3 separate regions of the Homo sapiens genome follow, and all the other regions are linked to region 3. Evidence: chromatin loops called from intact Hi-C (ENCODE). Cell type or tissue: B cell. All regions are shown on one strand. Links, peaks and the distances in the headings refer to the core of each region. The heading gives the core; the rest is flanking DNA. Region 1 has its middle 14 kb from the start of ZNF318. Region 2 holds the start of DNPH1 (2'-deoxynucleoside 5'-phosphate N-hydrolase 1). Region 3 overlaps TJAP1 (tight junction associated protein 1).

Evidence for each region. Peaks named below come from ENCODE experiments on the same cell type or tissue, not always from the same donor. Only the 100,000 strongest peaks of a DNase experiment are listed, where the experiment ranks them.
Region 1: it touches region 3 in a loop (2.8-fold over the local background); 55 of 110 quality-filtered maps call a loop at or near these places.
Region 2: a loop joins it to region 3, with 11 times the contacts of the local background. A loop is called at or near these places in 8 of 110 quality-filtered maps.

Annotation. Positions count from the first base shown.
Region 1 is chr6:43,380,375-43,387,260 of GRCh38, reverse strand. No RefSeq gene overlaps it. Among named protein-coding and RNA genes, the nearest start is that of ZNF318, 14 kb to the right of the region's middle. RefSeq lists an enhancer at 3,583-3,762. In B cell, for the core only: no CTCF peak of the experiment used is centred there; a DNase peak (open chromatin) is centred at 3,300; H3K4me3 peaks cover 2,236 bases; H3K27ac peaks cover 2,216 bases.
Region 2 is chr6:43,226,298-43,233,183 of GRCh38, reverse strand. DNPH1 (2'-deoxynucleoside 5'-phosphate N-hydrolase 1) reads left to right here and starts at 3,703. Exons shown (of 4, transcript NM_006443.3): 1 at 3,703-3,923; 2 at 6,789-6,857. The coding sequence starts at 3,728. RefSeq lists silencers at 3,405-3,844, 3,905-4,094 and an enhancer at 3,422-3,921. In B cell, for the core only: CTCF peaks have their summits at 3,479 and 3,679 (motif pointing left); a DNase peak (open chromatin) is centred at 3,703; H3K4me3 peaks cover 1,307 bases; H3K27ac peaks cover 1,273 bases; H3K27me3 peaks cover 545 bases.
Region 3 is chr6:43,502,494-43,509,379 of GRCh38, reverse strand. TJAP1 (tight junction associated protein 1) reads right to left here. Exons shown (of 11, transcript NM_001350562.2): 8 at 6,763-6,792; 9 at 5,872-5,979; 10 at 5,674-5,757; 11 at 2,826-4,619. The coding sequence ends at 3,525. LRRC73 (leucine rich repeat containing 73) reads left to right here. Exons shown (of 6, transcript NM_001012974.4): 2 at 460-620; 3 at 960-1,082; 4 at 1,454-1,554; 5 at 1,702-1,924; 6 at 2,072-2,412. The coding sequence ends at 2,142. Among named protein-coding and RNA genes, the nearest start is that of LRRC73, 4.4 kb to the left of the region's middle. In B cell, for the core only: CTCF peaks have their summits at 2,298 and 2,497 (motif pointing right); DNase peaks (open chromatin) are centred at 1,049, 1,089, 1,509, 2,489 and 1 weaker place; H3K27me3 peaks cover 1,017 bases.

The DNA of each region.
Region 1 (6,886 bases), core at 750-5,749, 120 kb after region 3:
GAAAAGGAGGTCATGTAAAACTCTTGTCCTGGGAAAATTACTTTCAAAATAAACCTACTGTGTTTTTTTGTTTGTTTGTTTCTTTGTTTGTTTGTTGTGAGACGGGGTCTCACTCTGTCGCCCAGGCTGGAGTGCAGTGGCGCAATCTCAGCTCACTGCAACCTCTGCCTCTCAGGTTCAAGTGATTCTCGGGCCTCAGCCACCTGAGTAGCTGGGATTACAGGCAGGCACCACCATGCACGGCTAATTTTTGTATTTTTAGTAAAGATAAGGTTTCACCATATTGGTCAAGCTGGTCTCGAACTCCTGACCTCAGGTGATCCACCCACCTTGGCCTCCCAAAGTGCTGGGATTACAAGTGTGAGCCACTGCACCTGGCCCAGTATTTCTATGTTTGTGAATACTTATAGTATTCATACTGTCTCTTCAAATGAGAAGAGAGTGATTGGCATGATGGAAAACCTAAAGACCCCTAACTCTGCTAGGTTTATTTTCAAAAAGAGATTGAGTCTGGCCTCATTTAAACTGCTGCCAAAGAACAAGAATAACTGTGAAAGAAGCTCCCTCTAGAGGTGAGAAAGTATGAGAATTATTTACATTTATAATAGTAATGAGGTTACAAAACTATACGATCACATCTGCTAAGAAAACACAGTTTTCTATGTCAGGATTTGTTGGAGGATTTTTGTGTGCTTGTGAAAGCTGGATCCAGGGGACATGTAAACAACTTTGGCTGGCAGTTTGGCCCTATGATTAATGGATACCAAATACACAAATACAGAATTGAATCTAAGAAAACACAGAACAGTACTACATCTACTAGAAAGGCTTACATTAAAAAGAAAACCTGACAATACCAATATTTGGCAAGAATCTGGAGCAGGTATAGTGCTTATACACTGCCAGTGTATGAAGTTCAAGAATCAGAAAAACTGATCAAGGATATTAGAAGTCAGAAGAATGGTTACATCTATTTTGAGAGAGTGTTAGTGAAAAGAAAGGGATGCCACACATGGTGGCTCACAGTCATAATCCCAGCATTTCGGGAGGCTGAGGTGGGAGGATCACTTGAGCCCAGGAGTTTGAGACCAGCCTGGGCAACACAGAATACCCCATCTCTCTCTCTCTCTCTCTCTCTCTTTTTTCTGAGATAGAGTCTTGCTCTGTCACCCAGGCTGGAGTGCAGTGGTTTGATCTCAGTTCACTGCAACCTCCACCTCTTGGGTTCAAGCAATTTTCCTGCCTCAGCCTCCCAAAATGCTGGGATTACAGGTGCCTGCCACCACACCCAGCTAATTTTTGTATTTTCAGTACAGACGGGGTTTCACCATATTGGCCAGGCTGGTCTTGAACTCCTGACCTCAGGTGATCCACCTGCCTCGGCCTCCCAAAGTGCTGGGATTACAGGTATGAGCAACTGCACCCGGCCCCTATCTCTTAAAAAATGAAAAGAAAGAGAAAGAGAGAGAGAGAGAGAAAAGTACGAAATACAAACAAGACATTGATGAAGGCAAGAAGGTAAAATAAATAAATAAACAAATAAATGCAATTGAAAAGGAAGACATTAATCCAGTGAAGTATTTTTCTTTGGCTTAATAGCAGAAAACAACAGATATAACACACATCAATCTACACTGTCTCATGGTTACATGAACTTTCTGACTCTGCTACAAGTTAGCACATAGGGATCCTGACCCATCTTACCATCTCACAAGATATGCTGGCCCACTGAACTCATGACATCAAACTAATAGGGCATATGGAGTAAAAAATAGCAAGTATCTTACACGCTTTAGGAAATATATGTATACCGGAAGGTAGGGAGGTTCAAGTACAAAGGCTTTTCACTTCACTGATATTTCTTGATGTTTAGTGATCTTGCATACAGGTGCTCCCTTCAAAATGAAGGACAAGTTGCTTTACTTGTGCTACCTACCCCTAAACCAAAAGAGTCACATCACTTAGGTGAATTTAGAGACAACATTGATCATATTTGGGTTACTGCTCTGACCTCCTTATCTGGTCACTTGAAATGAAGCCATACTTGAGTGAGATTCAGAGGAAGAAAAGGTTCTCCAGCTGGTCCAGTCTGCAGTGCAACTTAGTCCTTGCGATCCTTATAATGTTCAAAGTGTTTGTGGCAGACTGAGGTACTTTATCATCTATGGCATGTCCTGATAGAATAATCATAGCAGAGGCCCTCTGAGCATGCCTTTTGGCAGGTAAATATTCTCTCTTTGAGAATCAGCTCTCAGCTTGCTGCTGGGCCACGGACACAGCATGATCATGGAACCCAGCATGATCACAGCATAATCATGAACTGGCTATCATCTGGTCTTCCTAGGTATAAAGCTGGTTCATACCTAGGACATGGATCCATTATCAAGTAGAAATGACATACACAAAATGAGGCCACAGCAGATCCTGAAAACACAAATGGCTCCTAGCACCCACACCACTACTTCTGCTGCATTGCTATTTCATCTACCACTATAACCAATGAAATGGGCCTTGTTACCAGACTGCAGTGGAATAAAGTCATGATTAGTTTGTAGCTGTCTTCACCTAATGTGCTGGCATTAGAAAGAAATGGGCTGCTGTGATACTGTGGCCCCCAATCAAGGGTGACCCTGAAGGACACTGAGGATAGTCAGGACTTCAAGAAATACAACTACCTGACCAGTTTTCCCAGAAGGAGAAACAGGTTAAGAGTCTACACTGATTTGGCCGGGCCCGGTGGCTCATGCCTGTAATCCCAGCACTTTGGGAGGCCGAGGCAGGTGGATCACGAGGTCAGGAGATCGAGATCATCCTGCCTAGCATGGTGAAACCCCGTCTCTACTAAAAAATACAAAAAAAACCCCAAAAAAATTAGCCAGGCATGGCGGCACGCACCTGTAGTTCCAGCTGCGTGAACCTGGGAGGCAGAGCTTGCAGGGAGCTGAGATCGCGCCACTGCACTCCGGCCTGGGTGACAGAGCGAGACTCCATCTCAAAAAAAAAAAAAAAAAAAAAGAGTCTGAGGTTAATGGTTTGGCTAGATGATTAGGGAGTTAGAAGTGATATTAAAATGAAGTTGGAGAAGTATAATGTGGAAGAACTTCTTAAAATGGTTCCCAAATGTGACAGTATCTGTCATGATTCAGTTGCAGACCACAGATACCACTCTACTTAATTTAAGGGAGAAGGGCGTTATTACCAGGGATCACGTGTGGCTTACACAATATTTGTAAGGGGTAGGGGAAGAAGCTTTAGGTGGAGCTTGTAAGAGCACTCCCCACACCCAGAATCTCACTGATTCTGCTATGCTTGGGTAAGCTATGGCTTCCACTGCAGGAAACCAGCAAATCAGCACGTCGGTAACCACAGAACCACACTTCCTCTGTCATGATTCACAGCAGCAAAGTGAATACTTCATATCCTGCCTCTTTCTCCACATCACTCAGTTAACTGGGTTTCACATTCAAGTCTCATGGGAATATACCTGATTGGCAAAAATCTCAATTACACCTGAAACCATAACTGTAATAGGATCTGAGAAATACAGCTTTTATCTTTCTAGACTCTCAGTATAGAAAGGTACGAAGGAGTTTAGAATGTATGTTGAGAAAACCAGTCTAAGGAGTTTAGAACGTATGTTGAGAAAACCAATCTACTATAATGAGAACATTTGTGCCTCGTGAGTAGAAGAGGGTTATCAACAATCAGGTAGAGAAGATGAACTGCTCTATGGATGGTATCCACCCTTTCCCCTAGTTACACCAGAGTGTGCTGTATGAGCTTGTGAACAAAGTGACCATGGGACCACTGATGGAGGCAATGCATGTTGAGTGTAAAGGCTCAATCACGTGGACGTTCTCACACTAAGATTGACCTGCTACTGCCAGTTTGGACCTCTTCCTTCATGGACAGGGCAGTAATTTATCTTCATTGTAGAAGAAACTTACTTTAAATTTCTATATATTTTTCCTACTCACTGTATTTTTGCCAGCACCATCCAGAAACTTACTGAATGACTCATAAGGCATTCAACATGACATCCCACACAATGATGCTTTTGGCCAAGGGAGTACTTTTACGGTGGAAGAAGTAAGACAGCTGGGATACACAATTCAACTCTTCTGGGATTCCTTATTTAGTTTTATTGTATATTCCAGCTAGTCTTATAGAATAGGCTTACTGAGGTCTTAGTTTTTATTTTGCCAACTGGAGACAACATCTCATAAGATCATAGCGGTATCAGCCGGGTACGGTGGCTCACGCCTGTAATCCCAGCACTTTGGGAGGCCAAGGCGGGTGGATCACTTGAGGTCAGGAGTTCGAGACCAGCCTGACCAACATGGTGAAACCCCATCTCTACTAAAAACACAAAATTAGCCAAGCGTGTTTGGCACATGCCCGTAATCCCAGCCACTCGGGAGGCTGAGGCAGAAGAATAGCTTGAACCCAGGAGCTGGAGGTTGCAGTGAGCCGCAATCGCACCATTGTACTCCAGCCTGGGTGACAAGAGCAAAACTCTGTCTCAAAGAAAGAAAGAAAAAAAAAGATTAGAGTGGTATCCTACAGAATGTGACATAAGCTCTGAAATAGTGACCAACGATGTGGAGCATTTCTCTCATAACCAAAAATATACAAGGGTGGGGATGAGATATATAGGTGAGGTGGTACCTATTACAGTTACACTTGTGGCTGGGCGTGGTAGCTCACACCTGTAACCCCGGCACTTTGGGAGGCTGAGGCAAGGGAATCTCTTGGGCCCAGGAGTTCAAGACCAGCCTGGGGAACATGGCAAAATCCAGTCCCAACAAAAAGTACAAAAAATTAGCAGGGTGTGGTGGCATATACCTATAGTCTCAGCTACTTGGGAGGCTGAGGGGTGGGAGGATTGCTTGAGCCCAGGAGGTTGAGGCTGCAGTGAGCCATGATCATGCCAGCCCGGCCAACAGAGTGGGACAGTTTCTCAAAAAAAAAAAAAAATACACTTGTATCCTTAACAAATTACTACAAACTTGGAAAGTAAAAAACAACACATATTTATTATCTTACAGCTCTGGAGTGCAGAAATCCAAAATGGGTCTCACTGGGCTAAAATTAAGGTGTGGACAGGGCTGTGTTACTTTTGGAGGCCCTAGGTGACAAATCTTGCCTGTTCCCTTGGCTTTTTTAACTTCTGGAGGTTACCCACATTTCTTGGCTCATGGCCCCCCTTTCAAAGCCAGCAATGGCTGGTCGAATCTTTCCCATGATGGAGTGCTCTAATACTGACTCTCCTGCCTCCCTCTTGCTTTTAGAAGGTAACCACTGGTGATTACATTGGGCCCACTTAGATAATAGAGGATCATTTTCCCATCTTCAGGCCAGCTAATTAGCAACCTTAATTCCATCTGCAACCTTAATTCCCTCTTATCATGTAACATATTCATAGGTTTTGAGGATTAAGATGTGGATATCTTTGGGAACTATTATTCTCCCCACTACATCAACTCTGAGCTCTGCTGGTGAGAAATATTCCACCAGTAGGAACAACAGTTTAGGGTGAGATGGCCACTGGCCACTTTGGGTTCCTCACTGCAGTAGATCAACGGGGAAAAAAGAAGTTATGGTAAGTTATGGTATTGAGTCATTAATCCTGATTTTTGTGAAGAAATAAGATTGTAGTTACACACTGGGGTCAAGAGGCATATTGATGGTACAGAGGGGATCCCCTGGGGTGCATCCTCATGAAACCATGATCAGAACTAAAAGTTAATGAAAGACATCTTTAACCCCTTGAACAGGCAGGACCACCAAAAGCTTGGATCTCTCAGAAATGAGATTTGGGTCATATACTGACCAGCTGAGGTTCTGCCTAAAGGCAAAGAGACCACAGAACTAGTAGAGAGGACAGAAGTCATAAATACCCACAGCCTTCTGATTAGTTGTGGAAATGAGAATGGTAGCCTCTTTCCATATTTCTTTCCTTGATTTTTCCTAAATATATTCATATATCTTAACTGATTTCTCTTTTTTCTCTCTCTCTCTTTTTTTTTTTAGTAAATGATGTGTTGGCCGGGCACGGTGGCTCATGCCTGTAATCCCAGAACTTTGGGAGGCCGAGGCGGGCAGATCACTTGAGGTCAGGCGCTCGAGACCAGCCCAGCCAACATGGTGAAACCCCGTTTCTACTAAAAAAAAAAAATACAAAAATTAGCCAAGCGTGGTGGTGCGTGCCTGTGGTCCCAGCCACTCATGAGGCTGAGGCATAAGAATTGCTTCCACCTGGGAGGTAGAGGTTGCAGTGAGCTGAGATTGAGCCACTACACTCCAGCCTGGGTGACAGAGCAAAATTCCATCTCAAAAAAAAAAAAAAAAATATGTGTTGGTGATTGATAACATTACAAGCTAATCTACAAAGATATCAAGACAAGACTGGGCAGAACTAGGAATAGGCATCAACAAGACTCCCTGGGCTTGGAACTGGATGTAGTGACTGCTAAAATCTGAGGCTATTTTGAGGGAGGCAGTAAGTGATTTTCATTTGTATAAGGGATGTCCAAAGCGTGCTGGACAGGAAAATTTTTTTTTGGAAGAGTTAAGTATGGGAAGAAGGATATATGTGGATAACAGGCAGTAGGAGGGATTTTCTGAGCCTTGTTCTTTATAGATTTCCCATCAATACTGTGAACTGCACAGTTTAATTTCAACCACTTTATTTTCTGCTTTTGTTAGCAAGAATTCATTTTTCTTTCTTGCAGCTGGAAACCCTGACTGATACAGGGTCCCAGCCCGTCTTACCCTTTCCTCTCTCTCTTAGCACCTGTCATTTTCTTCTTCCTAAAACACAGAAAGGGTAGATCACTTTATTCTGTCATCCTATGCAAAAATCTCCAATGACAGGGTAAAATCT
Region 2 (6,886 bases), core at 883-5,882, 280 kb after region 3:
AGCTACTCGGGCAGCTGAGGCAGGAGAATTGCTTGAACCCAGGAGGCGGAGGTTGCTGTGAGCCGAGATCTCACCATTGTACTCCAGCCTGGGCAACAAGAGGGAAACCCTCTCTCAAAAAAATAAATAAATAAATAAAAAGATACTGAGGAACAAGATGGTGTGTGTGTGTGTGTCTGTGAATGTGTGTTCCTTGTCTTTGGGGGGGAATGGAGGGAAGGTGTGAGCGAGGATAAGGAGTGTTGGGGAGATTGCCTGTCAAGTCTGCTGGCACATGAGGCCTCCTTCCTAATCTGTGTATGCATGTTTGTGTGTGTGTGAGAGAGGGCACCCGGAGGTGGAGGGACAGGTGTGCAGCTGTGTCTTCATGTTTGCCCCATGGTCCGTGTATACCTAGCTGGGCCCAGCAGAGCAGTGGGCAGAAATACTCTGAAATCTCTATCTCCCTTTTGTATCTTAGCATTAAAAATATACATATTGTTGCATCTTCTCTGCACTCGCATACTTCAGTATTTTATCTTTCAGGAAGAATACGGAAGAAAACACTGATGGAGCTTTCCTCTGGGGAGTGGGGCTGGGGTCTCAGGACTTTCTTTCCACTGCATACTCTCTTGTTCCATTTGAAGGTTTTGTCATATATTTGTGATTGTCATAATAAAATGAGGATGAAATCAGTATTGGTGAACAATGAGTGCTTGCCTGTCTCCCTGAAGATACCGCCTCTATCAGCCTACTTACTACAGGGCTGAGCAGACTGTGAAGTGCTGTGAAATACATCCTCTCATTTAAACCACTCATTCATTCAACAAATATTTAATAAATGTTTCTTATGTGCCAGGCATAGTTCTAGAAACCAGGGATAGGCTAGGCACAGTGGCTCACACCTGTAATCCCAGTACTTTGGGAGGCTGAGGTGGGAGGATTGCTTGAGCCCAGGAGTTTAAGATAAGCCTGGGCAACATAGTGAGACCCCATTTCTATAAAAAATTAGCCAGGCATGGTGGCACTCGCCTGTAGTCCCAGCTATTCAGGAGGATGATGAGGGAGGATTGCTTGATCCTAAGAGTTTGAGGCTGCAGTGAGCTGTGACCATGACACTGCACTCCAGCCTGGGTGACAGAGCAAGACACCATCTCTTAAGAAAGAAAAGAAAGAAAGAGAAAAAAAGAGAAAGAAAGAAAGGGAGGAAGGAAGGGAGGGAGGAAGGGAAAGAAAGAAGAGAGAGAGAGGAAGGAAGGAAGGGGAAAGAAGGAAGAAAGAAGGAGAAAGAAAGAAAAAGAAAGAAAGAAAGAAGAAAGAAGGAGGAAGGAAGGAAGGAAAGGAAGGACGGGAGGGAGGAAGGAAGGAAAGAAAGAAAAAGAAAGAAAGAAGAAAGAAAGAGAAAGAAGGAAAGAAAGAAAAGAAAGAAAGCAGGAATACAGCAGTGAACGACCTTCTACTAGGTATAGAAAAACATGCAACAAAATTAATAAGTTATATGGTGTATGAGAAGGAGAAAAGGCAAGGTAGGGAAGGGTGATAGAGAGTACTGGGGGATGGAGGGCTGCCATATTGAATAGGGTGATCAGGGAAGGTGAAGTGTGAACAAAGACTTGAAGGAAATGAGGAGTGAGCCAGGAAGCTACCTGGGAGAACAGTGTTCCGGGCAGAGGGAACAGCAAATGCAAAGACTCTGAGGCAAGGGCATGGCTGACATGCTTAAGGAACAGCCAGGAAGCCAGTGAGGTGGCAGAGAAGTGAATGAAAGTAATAGAAGCTGGAGTTAGGGAAGTAAGAGGGTGACAGGATCATCTGGAGCCTTGTGAGCTACTGTGAGGTTTTCAGTTTTTACCCCAAGTGAGATGGGAACCACTGGAGGGTTTTGAGCAGAGGAGGGTCATGACCTAGATCACTCAAGCTGCTGAGTGGAGAGCAAACTGTAGCAGGGAAGGGCCAGGGGAGGTGTATAGAGAACCCTTGACATAAGTAATTCCATCTTAGAAAGACTCCATCACTGGGCACATTCGCTTATGCCTGTAATCCCAGCGCTTTGGGAGGCTGAGGTAGGGGGATTGCTTGGGTCTAGGAGTTTTGAGACCAGCCGTGGAAACATAGTGAGACCTCGTCTCTACAATTTTTTTTTTTTTGAGATGGAGTTTCACTCTGTTGCCTAGGCTGGAGTGCAGTGGCGTGATCTTGGCTCACTGCAACCTCTGCCTCCCGGGTTCAAGCGATTCTCCAGCCTCAGCCTCTGGAGTAGCTGGGACTACAGGAGTGTGCCACCACGCCTGGCTAACTTTTTGTATTTTTAGTAGAGACGGGGTTTCACCGCGTTAGCCAGGATGGTCTCGATCTCCTGACCTCGTGATCTGCCCACCTCGGCCTCCCAAAGTGCTGGGATTACAGACATGAGCCACCGAGCCCAGCCAATTTTTTTTTTATTAGCTCAGCATGGTGGCACGTGCCTGTAGTCCTAGCTACTCAGGAAGCTGAGGTGGGAGGATTCCTTGAACCCTCAAACTTGAGGCACGAGTTTGAGGCTGCAGTGAGCAATGATCGTGCCTCTGCACTCCAGTGTGGGCGACAGGGACCTTGTCACCAAAAATAATAAATAAATAAATAAATAAAGTTTTAAAAAACTTCATCTTACATTTCAAAAGGCATCAAGCCAACAGGGTCCAGATGTTCGCCTAACCAATGGAGACAACACCCAACCAGATAAGGGCATCACCCTTTACTATAAGTCCTCATCAGAGGACTCAAGGACCATAAAATGATCAGGACTTCAGCAGCTAGACACGGCCACCTTAACAGACCGAGTCTTGCTATCACTCGTGCCCAGCACCTGGTGTCTGCCTCTGAAGGCTCTGCCCAAATCAAGGACTCTTCCTTGCAAGCTCTTGATGACTATCCCCATCAGGCCGGGACTCTGTCCACAGCACTCTCCTTGGACTGGTTCGTTAACCCCTTTTCTCTTGATGTTAAATGTTCTTGTGTTTGATGTGAAATTTTAACCTGTAACATTTATATCCTTACATATAATACTATGGATGGTTTGCAATACAGTCTGACTTGTGGAGTGGCTCCAGCTTGCATGCCCGCGGCTCTGACTACCGAGTGAACAGGTGGTCCTAAGGAGAACTGACTTCTTGGGAACTCCGTGTGACGCCTAGCTTTTGTGATTGAAATAGCATCAGTAAAAACCTGATCTTGTGGACAGACACAAAGGTGGGTGGACCTGGTTCTGTCTGACCTTGAGCAGCTCACGACATGTGGACACCTGTTAGGAGGCTGTGGAGAGCCCAGAGGAGGCTTAGACCAGGGTGGTGGCCCTGTAGGCGGTCGTGAGATTTCAGATTTGGAAGGACGAATCCACACGAGTTGTCAATGGATGGGACGCAGAGTTTGAGAGAAAGGGAACGATCCAGATGACTCCGAGGGTCTTGGGCCTGAGCAGCTGGGAGGATGCAGCTGGGGAAGACGGCGGGGAGGAGGGGAGCAGAAGCGGGTGAGGTGGGGAAGCCCTCGAGTTCTGCCTGGACAAGGTCAAGTTAAGGTGCGTGTTAGGCATCCGAACGTCAAGTCCAGGAAGGGTGTGTTCCCGAAAGGGTCCCGGCTGGATCCTCCCAGTTCGTCGTCCCCATTCCACAGGTGTGGACTCAGCAGCCGGGCTCTGCGCTGGGCCGGGCGGGGTCACGTGGCCGCGGGCTGGCGCCCCCTGGCGCCGGAGAGCGCGGGCGGCTGGGGAATGGCTGCTGCCATGGTGCCGGGGCGCAGCGAGAGCTGGGAGCGCGGGGAGCCTGGCCGCCCGGCCCTGTACTTCTGCGGGAGCATTCGCGGCGGACGCGAGGACAGGACGCTGTACGAGCGGATCGTGTCTCGGCTGCGGCGATTCGGGACAGTGCTCACCGAGCACGTGGCGGCCGCCGAGCTGGGCGCGCGCGGTGAGGCCCTGGGGCCGCGGGACGCGGGGACGCGGGCGCGGACCTGGCTGGGGTGGCAGGGACCCGGCCTGTCCGCCCCCCCGACCCCCGGCAGCTGCGCTCCCGGCGCCCGGAGCCCGCCCTCCTACCCCGGTGCTCCATCCAGCGCCCCAGCCCGAGAAGGAAACGGGCCGGGGCTCGGGCTGCGTGGGTCCCAGCAAGCCTGCGGGTGTAAGGCAGACTCAGCATTATCTTGACCTTTGGTTCCTTCTTGGAGAACTCTGTCTTCAGCTGCTTTCAGAGCGTTTGTAGGGTGCAACAGAAAGAAGGTAGATTGGGCTGCTTTGCTTGGGCTCAGTTCCCACCTCACCCGCTGGAATCTTTTCCACCACCCAACACGAAAGGTATCCTCCTGCCTCCCCACCAACTTTTTTTGTTTTGTTTTGTTTTGTTTTTGAAACGGAATCTCACTCTGTCGCCCAGGCTGGAGTGCAGTTGCGTGATCTCGGCTCACTGCAACCTCGACCTCCCGGGTTCAAGTGATTCTCTTGCCTCAGCCTCCCGAGTAGCTGGGACTACAGGCACGCGTCACCACACCCGGCTACTTTTTGTATTTTTAGTAGAGACGGTGTTTCACCATATTGGTCAGGCTGGTTTCGAACTCCTGACCTCAGGTGATCTGCCCGCCTCGGCCTCCCAAAGTGCTGGGATTACAGACAGGAGCCACCGCCCAGGGCCTGCCTCCCCTTTTTCTGTGAAGACATCAGCACTCTTTTAGACCTGGCTGACCCCAGTTCTCACTATTACCCTCTCTCACATTTTTGTTTTGTTGATACAAGGGCCTCTCTGTCGCCCAGGCTGGAGTGCAGTGGTGCGATCATAGCTCACTGCAGCCTCGGCTTCCTAAACTCATGATCCTCCAGCCTCAGCCTCCTATTAGCAAGGACTGCAGGGGCACGACACCATGCCTGGCTCAAAATTTTTCTGTAGAGATTGGGAGTCTCACTATGTTGCCCAGTCTGGTCCCGACCTCCTAGCCTCAAGTGATCCTCCCGCCTCAGGCCTCCCGAAGTGCTGGGACTATAGATGTGAGCCCCCATGCTGGCCTCATATTCTCTTTCAGGCCATTATTGTGTTCTGCTCCTGGCTGCTGGGTTTTTCTTTCTCTTTCTATTTATTTAGTTATTTATTTGGAAACAGTCTTGTTCTATTACCCATGCTGGAGTGCAGTGGCAAAATCTCAGCTCACTGCTAACCTCTGCCTCCCGGGCTTGAGCAATCCTCCCACCTCAGCCTCCCAAGTAGCTGGGACTACAGGTGTGTGCCGCCATACCTGGTTAAGTTTTGTATTTTTTATAGGGACGGGATTTTGCCATGTTGGCCAGGCTGGTCTTGAACTCCTGAGCCCAAGTGATCTGCCTGCCTCAGCCTCCCAAAGTGTTGGGATTACAGACATGAGCCGCTGAGTCTGGCTGGATTTCTCTAAAGCATATTTGATGTGCTGGTCTGGAATCTTGCAGATCCTTCCAGTTTGAAAATTGTATCTTGAATGCTTGTGCTTCTGCTCAGAAAACCTTAAGTGGTTTCCACTTATCCTACCCAAGAGCAGACCCACAATTTGTGGGACCTCATGCAATTCTGGGAGACCTCTTTAAAAAGACAAAAATCACAATACAAAGTTGCTGATGGTTTGGAAAGGGCCTGTGCAAGTGGAGGACCCTGAAGCTTACAGCTCATTAGTTCATGGTATATCCAGACTGCCTGGTGGCTCTCCAGGTCTTTAGTGTCATCTGAGGGAGCCTGTTAAAAATGCAGGTTCTGATCATCTGGGATAAAGCCTTCGAATATGTACTTTTTTTTTTCCCCCAAGACAGAGTCTTGCTCTGTCGCCCAGGGTGGAGTGCAGTGGAGTGATCTCCGCTCATTGCAACCTCCTCCTCCCAGGTTCAAGCAATTTTCCTGCCTCAGCCTCCCGAGTAGCTGGGATTACAGGCGCCTGCTACCACGCCTGGCTAATTTTTTAATTTTTAGTGGAGATGGGGTTCCACCATGTTGGCCAGACTGGTCTCAAACTCCTGACCTCGTGATCCTACCGCCTTGGCCTCCCAAAGTGCTGGGATTACAGGCGTGAGCCACCGCGCCTGGCCCGAATCTGTACTTTTTCTTGTTTTTTTTAAGATGGAGTTTTGCTCTGTTGCCCAGGCTGGAGTGCAGTGGTGCGATCTCAGCTCACTGCAACTTCCGCCTCCTGGGTTCAAGTGATTCTCCTGCTTCAGCCTCCCAAGTTGCTGGGATTACAGGTGTGCACCACCACACCCAGCTAATTTTTGTATTTTTAGTAAAGATGGGGTTTCACCATGTTGGCCAGGCTGGTTTTGAACTCCTGACCTCAAGTGATCCACCCGCCCCAGCCTCCCAAAGTGCTGGGATTACAGGCATGAGCCACCGCGCCTGGCCCTGGAATCTGTACTTCTAACAAGCTCCCCAGTGGTCCTACCCTGATGCGGTGGGCTGAGCCTCACTGTCCTGGAAGATAACATTTAATCAAGCTAAGACCCGAGATCCCTACCTTCTGGGCCTAGGATGCCTCTCCTACTTTTGGCTAAGTGCCCATGCACCTTTCCCTAATCAATGTCATCCACAGTTAGTGCTGCTGATGTTCCTCATTCGGCCCTAATCACATGTCCCACCTTGCATAGGGTTGAATTTTTCTTTTTGTGGCTATTCCATTTCCTCGCTGCTTTGATGAGATTGTCATGTTTGGTCAGGTCATCTGGCACAAGGCTCCCACCCTCCCTGAGCAGGGTGGGTATGGACATACAAGGGCATAGGAGTTACTGGGAGCCAGCATGAGGCATGTCCTTGACCAGCTTTCCCTCAACACAGGGGAAGAGGCTGCTGGGGGTGACAGGCTCATCCATGAGCAGGACCTGGAGTGGCTGCAGCAGGCGGACGGTGAGTGGCGCTCCCTCCTTCCAGCACCT
Region 3 (6,886 bases), core at 562-5,561:
GCCCATGCCTTCACAGCACCCTCCAAGCACATGCTTGGACTTTGCACGCGCGACCCTAGCCGTGTTGGGATACCCACCAGTTCCTGACATGAGGTGGGGGCCGTACCTCCCCACCTAATCATCTGCATTTACTTCACTGGGGCAGCTCCTTGGTTCCCAAGGGGGAATATCCCCGTGGGGACGAGAGCCCTGCCCACTGCAGAGTTCCGGTCCACCACCCACCCACCCCTTCTCTGCCCCTCCCTGTGCAATGTCCTGGATCCCTGCCCCAGAAAACAAACCGAATTCTCCCTCTATCTGTATTCCCTGAGAATCTAGAACTTTCCTTCTCCTTTTCCAGGCCTCTCAAGCGCTGTGACTGCCCTCCCCATACCTAGGGCTGACAGAAGTGAAAGTGCCCCTTTCCCATGTAGATAGTGCGGAGGACTGCAGTAACCCTGCTCTCTCACTCTCCTCCAGCCTGCATGGGAGCCCCCTGACAGATGCGGGGCTGGCCTTGCTGAACCCAGCCCTGGCCCTCCACCCTGCCCTCGTGGCTCTGGACCTGGGGGACTGCATGCTGGGTGATGAAGCCATCAACCTCATCTGTGGCCTCCTGCCCCCAGATGGGGCCAAATCTGGTGAGCAGGACCCTGTTGAGGGCTTGGGCTAGTGTGGCAGTGATGAAAATCGAAATGCAGAGGGAAGGGGGTGTGGCCCCAGAGCTCTGATGATGTGGGCGAGAACATCTTTCTACTCCTCTCAGGAAGGGGCAGGACGGGGGGCAGCATGGAGACTCAGGAATCCAGGCTGGGGCAGGCAGAGGAAGCATGGGCCTCCTTAATGGCTCTTGACCTCTATGGTGGGGGTAAGGTGGTGCCCAGCCACTAGGGACACCCCAGAGACACAGGGATTGTGGGGAAGGGCTGGAGGAGGGCTTAACCCTCCCTATTCTGGTTTCTTGCTATGATGCTGCCCAGGCTTGAAGGAGCTAACGCTGAGTGCCAACCCTGGCATCACCCCTAAGGGCTGGAGCCGCCTTGCCATTGCCGTGGCCCACAGCTCCCAGGTCCGCGTCCTCAATCTGGATTACAACCCCCTGGGTGAGGCTCAAGAATACCCCCTTGGGCTGTCACTGCCTCATGCCCTATCCAAGAGCCTGGGACCATCAGTTGACATGGTAACCCGTACACTGGGAGAGGGAAGAGAAACGGGAGCCCCCAGGGGTCAAGGAGATAGCTTTGTGGCGGACCAGGTGACCAACAAATAGATCAAAACATCAGTCACCACCCGTGGGCCTAACTTGCTTCGTGCCTTCACTCACCAATCACAATGATCCCTTCCTGACCACCACCAATTGTCCATGTTTCCTTGGCCAGGGATTAGTATCTAAAGTTGTTAAGGCAATGGGGAAGCTATCTGTAAGGATTAGCAGGCATGTGTATGAATGTGTGCACGTGTGTTGTCTCCCCAGGTGACCATGTGGCAGGAATGCTGGCTGTAGCTGTGGCCTCTAGTCGTACCCTAGAGGTCCTAGACTTGGAGGGCACAGGGCTCACCAACCAGTCAGCTCAGGTGGGAAGTCGTCATGTTTGGGCACGGCCAGGGGATGGGGTGGAGGTTAGTTTATGTGTCTGATGACATACCTAAGGCATGGCAGGTTGAGGTCTGAGGACCTGCCTTAACTGTGTTCATCCTTTTCCATATTCTTCCCCACTTCAGACCCTGCTGGACATGGTAGAAAATTACCCCACAGCTTTGCGGAGCCTGGTGTTGGCTGAGAACAGCATTAGCCCAGAGCTGCAGCAACAGATCTGTGACCTCCTCTCTGAGGGAGAGGAGGAGGAGGAAGTGGCAGGAGGGGCTGGCGACACCCAGGAATGGGAGAGAGGGCGGGAGCCTGCTGCCCACCAGAGAGGCAGCAGCTCCTGGATGTGCCCCAGCGGTAAGAACCCAGAGGGTTGATCAGAGCCAGGTCTGGAAGAGGCTCGGGACAAGGGAGAGTGGGTGTGCAGAACCTAGGCTCTCACCTATCTGTGGTCCCCATTGGAGGAAGGAATGGTGGTCTGAACACTTCTCTGCCCTTCCACAGATCCCAGCTCTCAGATGGTGCTAATGACGTCAGGACTAGGGGACAGTCTGTTGGCTGAGACCGAGATGTGACTCTCCACTGGGCCTCTGCACACCATTTCACTTATCTATGTCCCGAGCACCTTGCCCCAGATATCAGGGTCAGGCCCTGGGACTTGGGAGGGAACTGGGGTCAGGGGCTGCATGGGGGCTCTGGCAGCTCCTGGCAGTGTGGTGGGAAGGAAGCTCTGGAAGCTGTGACTGAGCAACAGCCTTGGGGGGCACTTGAACCCACGGCAATGCCTTTGAACTTGGCAGCTCTGGCTGCAACCCGCTGGCTCGGAAAAGATTTTATGAACTCCACAACCTGTCGTGTGGCTGTAGTCACTTGGGGCCGGCAGTAGGGGAGGAATTGGAACTACCAGTAAGCACCACTAGGGGGCAGTAGCATCGCACAGCCCAAGCTCTAAGCTGCGTGACCTGGTCCAGGATCTCAAAATAGGCCTGGCCAGGCCTAGAACCCAGGCCTCTGAGGCAACACCTTACACTAGCCCCATAAAGATATGGTCCCTGCCTCCGAGGGAAGACTCAGGAACCCTGCTAAGGTTACTTAAGGTGCCCCCTTTCCCGCTCCCTGATGCTCTGTGCCTAGGGAAACCCTAGGCAGAGTGGGGCGAGGGGGAGTCACTAGCCGACTAGGATGAGACTAGGACTGGGAATACTTATGAATGGGGAGAAAAGTGGGAGAGGGGAGGTCATTAAGACAAGTTAGGCCATACCAGTAAAATAGTTTTATTTGATTTTAAAATAGTCATCAATGTGAAAATTTCTCAAAGCTTAAGAGTAACAGTCTAGAGCCAAGGTTGGGAGTGGGGGCCAGGCCTCACACAGAGCCCAGCTTGAGGCCCCTGAGCCCCACCCTCCTTTCCAGAGGGAGGGAGGAGACAGCTGAGGGGGCCCTGAATCAGTCCTCTCCCTCGTCCCCAAGGCCAGCTGTGCCAGGCCCCTGGAGGGCAACAGCTCATGCGGAGGACTGGGGGGGGAAGCAAACAGGTAGGAAACGGAAATGAGGTTAACAATTACACCATCACCCCCAAAAAAAAACAAAATAACAAAACTTGTGACTATGAAAGGATGGAAGATGAATACTGATAAACTCCTCAGCTCCCCAGAAAAGCCCAGTCTGGGCTGGGTTGGGCTGATTGGAGGAAAGGTCTTGAGACCCAACTGCATGTTACCTCTGAAGAATAAATATTCTAAGAAAAAGGGAAAACCATGAGGCAAGCTGCTGCAGTCAGTCAACGCAGCTGACAGGCCTGGCATGGCCCACAACCTGACCCCATCCACACAGGAAACAGCTGTGCGGGTCTGGATAGAGGAGAGGTCAAGGGCTTGGACTGGGGACCCTGAGCTGCCAAGGTGTGGGGACTCCTTGCAGTCCTGGTGCAGCAATGGCAGGAAGGCCAGCAGGGGCCCTAGTTGAGCAGGTTGCCCTGCTCCTGGGCCTGGGTCAGGCTGTCCTTGCGGTGCAGGTGGTGAACCCCCATCCTCTTGGGGCTGCGCTGGGGGCGACTGGAGCTGGGGAGTGGCCAGGCCCTGCCCTCGGTGTGGGAAGTGCCTGGCCCCTCCTCTGTGCCCCTGTTAATGGGCAGCAGGCTCTGGCGCTCTTCCTCAGGACTGATAGGCAGGTTCAGCTCTTCTTCCTCCCTGGGAAAGCCAGAGTCAGGTTCTGTGGGTAGCAAAAGCTCACTCTCTTCGGGTCGGGCAGAAGGTGCCTGGACCACCTCATCTCTGTCAGCGGGGCTATGGGCAAAATGGCGCTGCAGCTCAGGGAGGGCATCGCGTCCAAAGGCTGTGCGCTGGGCCACAGCAGCAGGTGGTGGAGTACGGTCCACAAATGCCCGCTGCCAGCTGACCAGCAGGTCCTCTTCAGAGCTGGCAGAGCTAGCTGGGGCACTGAGTGTTAGGGGTGCTGGGCTGGGCTGGTGGTGGGGTGAGGCCTGGGCTGAGGCAGGGGTGCTGGGCACTGGGCTGGGGCGGGCCCGCTCACTCCCCTCCTCTACCAGGCTCAGGGAAATGGCCTGGCGGGTAGCGTAAGTGCAGTTGGGCAGGGGGCTGTTGCGGGGGATCCGAACCTTATCCTCAGAGAACTCTATTACCCTGCGGCCAGGATACAGTGGGTGTGGTGGAGACGGGGTTGGGTAGGGGTTCAGCTTCTCAAAGGCTGGCAGGGGCAGCTCTTCCTCCGGGGAGCCCCTGGCAGTACCCAGAGAGTGGCACTCCCCATTGGGTTGTGGGGTGGGGCTGCCAGGGGCCGGGGGACTGGCTGGATCACCTGGGACACCCTCACTCATGTCCACATGCACAAAGACATCCTCAGCCAAGGGGCGCCCGGCGCTGCCTGACTGGGCTGAATTGAGCAGTAGAGACTCCGGCTTCTCTAACACTCGGGCAATGACTGAGGTAGGCACCACAGCCCCTGGGGCTAGGCTGGGAGCAGGACCTGGGCTGGCGGCCTCTTGACCACTGTGCAAATGTTTCCGAACCATGTCCTGTAGCTCACAGGGCAGCTGAGGTAAAAGAGCAGGAAAGAGAGACATCAATGATCGCAGCCAAAGATAACTTGACTCATGGCGAAAGTAATGGCTCCCACCTTTAAGTACCTCTGTGTACTCAGCACTCTGCTATCTCCTGTTCTTACAGCATGCCAGTGTGTATACCCTCACTTCACAGACACATAGGCCTGGAGAGGGGAAGACAACTCAAAGCTTTGGTTAACTTGGCCAAGATTTAAACCCGGATCTGCTGCTGCAGCCAGCATGTTCTCAAACTTCTATCTCCCAGCTTCTGCCCAAACCATACTTAAGTTTGGAGAATCTGCATAGACCAGTAGCCTTAGAAATACCTCTACTTCTGGGCCGGGCACAGTGGCTCATGCCTGTAATCCCAGCACTTTGGGAGGCCGAGGCGGGTGGATCACGAGGTCAGGAGATCGAGACCATCCTGGCTAACACGATGAAACCCCATCTCTACTAAAAAGACAAAAAAATTAGCCAGGCGTGGTGGTGGGCGCCTATAATTCCAGCTACTTGGGAGGCTGAAGCAGGAGAATTGCTTGAAGCCGGGAGGCGGAGGTTGCAGTGAGCCGAGATTGTGCCACTGCACTCCAGCCTAGGTGACAGAGCAAGACTCCGTCTCAAAAAAAAAAAAAAAAAGAAATACCTCTACTTCTTCTACTTCTGCAGGCCACATAAACCTTGGGCCTGAAGCTGTGGGGTCTAGAGTTTACCCCTTGGGGTAACATGATCAGATGGGCCTAATCCTCTCTTAGTACTCTTTGGGCAGATAGCTCTGACTACCCTCTCCTTCCTGCCCAGGATCTTCTCTCTCTGTCTCTGTTACAGAAACCAACAGGGCTGGCCCCCCAGAACTAGTGATGGGCCCTGGACAGTACACGGGACACCAACCAGTGGCAGAGTTGACTGGCTTGAGAGGTGACATGGAGGCAAGAGGAGGGCAAAGTGGGAAGAGGAGGACAGAGAGAGGTGCAGAAACTGGAGTTAGAGGAGTCCTACAGTGGCCGGAATGGTCTATGTGGGCAGGGAGGGGGTGAGTTCTACTCACATCGGCAAACTTGTGGTTTCGGAAGTGGGACTTGTTGCACTTGAGGAGCTGTACAGCCAGGTTGCAGTCCAGCCGGTACCGCTCCTACAGACACAGACCTGTTTCAGAGCCCAGCCCAGCCCTCTCCAAGGAAGCAGGGCCGAGCCAGGACAAAGCTAGCCCCAGGTGAGGAAGGCCCGAGTAGTGAAGCGCACATACATTGAGCTCTTCCAGCTTGTTGATGGTGTTCTTGGCATCCAGCAGCTTGTTGGTCAGCTCCACAATCTCCCAGTCCAGCGTCTTCCTATCCATCTCAGCCTTCTTGATCTGAAGCACAGACTTGAGGTTAACCCAGCCCACACTCTAGCCAGCCCTTCCTCTCCCTCCACCTCCTCCCATCCTGGAGACACAAGAGGCCACAGGTGCTAGGGCAGCCAAGGCGGACAGAGCAGAGACAAATGACGGACAGACAGAAGGAGACTGGGCATCTCTCCCGCTCTCTGGACTGGCTGTGGGGTGGGGGCTTTCTTAGCATGACTTCCTGCCACCTGGGCCCAGGACACAGGCAGTATAAGAGCTGTCCATCCCCTGAGGTTCCAGGGGCTCTGGGCACCAGGCAAGGCAGCTGGTACCTCAACGGCAGTAACTGCAAACCAGGGGGCTGAAGCCTCCTATGTGTGCAGCTGTTTCCAGCATCAGGCTAGGAGAGGGAAGAGGAAGCAGGGCGCGGTGGCAGCCAGGGCACCTTGTTGAGCAGGGAGCAAGCTGCAGGCTCAAAAGTAGCCTTCTGATCTCCAGTTCAGGGACTGGATCTGCAGCCTCCCCTCCCCACTCCCACAGCCTGGGCTTGCTGCCACTGGAGCCAAGAAGCTTTGGGTGTTCAGTGGAGACATCAATCAGTACCTCTACCAGAGCCAAGGGCAGAGCAGGCTAGGCTCCCCACCTCTCTCCTGGGAGGGAGGCATTGACAGTTAAACGGGCCTCATACAGGGAAGAGAAAGGAGCGGGTGTACTCAAGGGGCACAGGGTAACAGCCAGGGCCCACAATCCCAGATCTCAGCTGAGGAGAAGGCCAGGGCAAGGGAGAAGACACACAAACTCAGACGCAACTGCAAAAATCCAGCTGTGGCTAAGAGAGGCCTGAGAGGAGAGTGCAGCAGCAACGGTGGCAGCATGAGGGGGAGACGAGGAAAGAAGAGAAACAGTGTGAGCATTAAGACAGTCTTGACTTGCA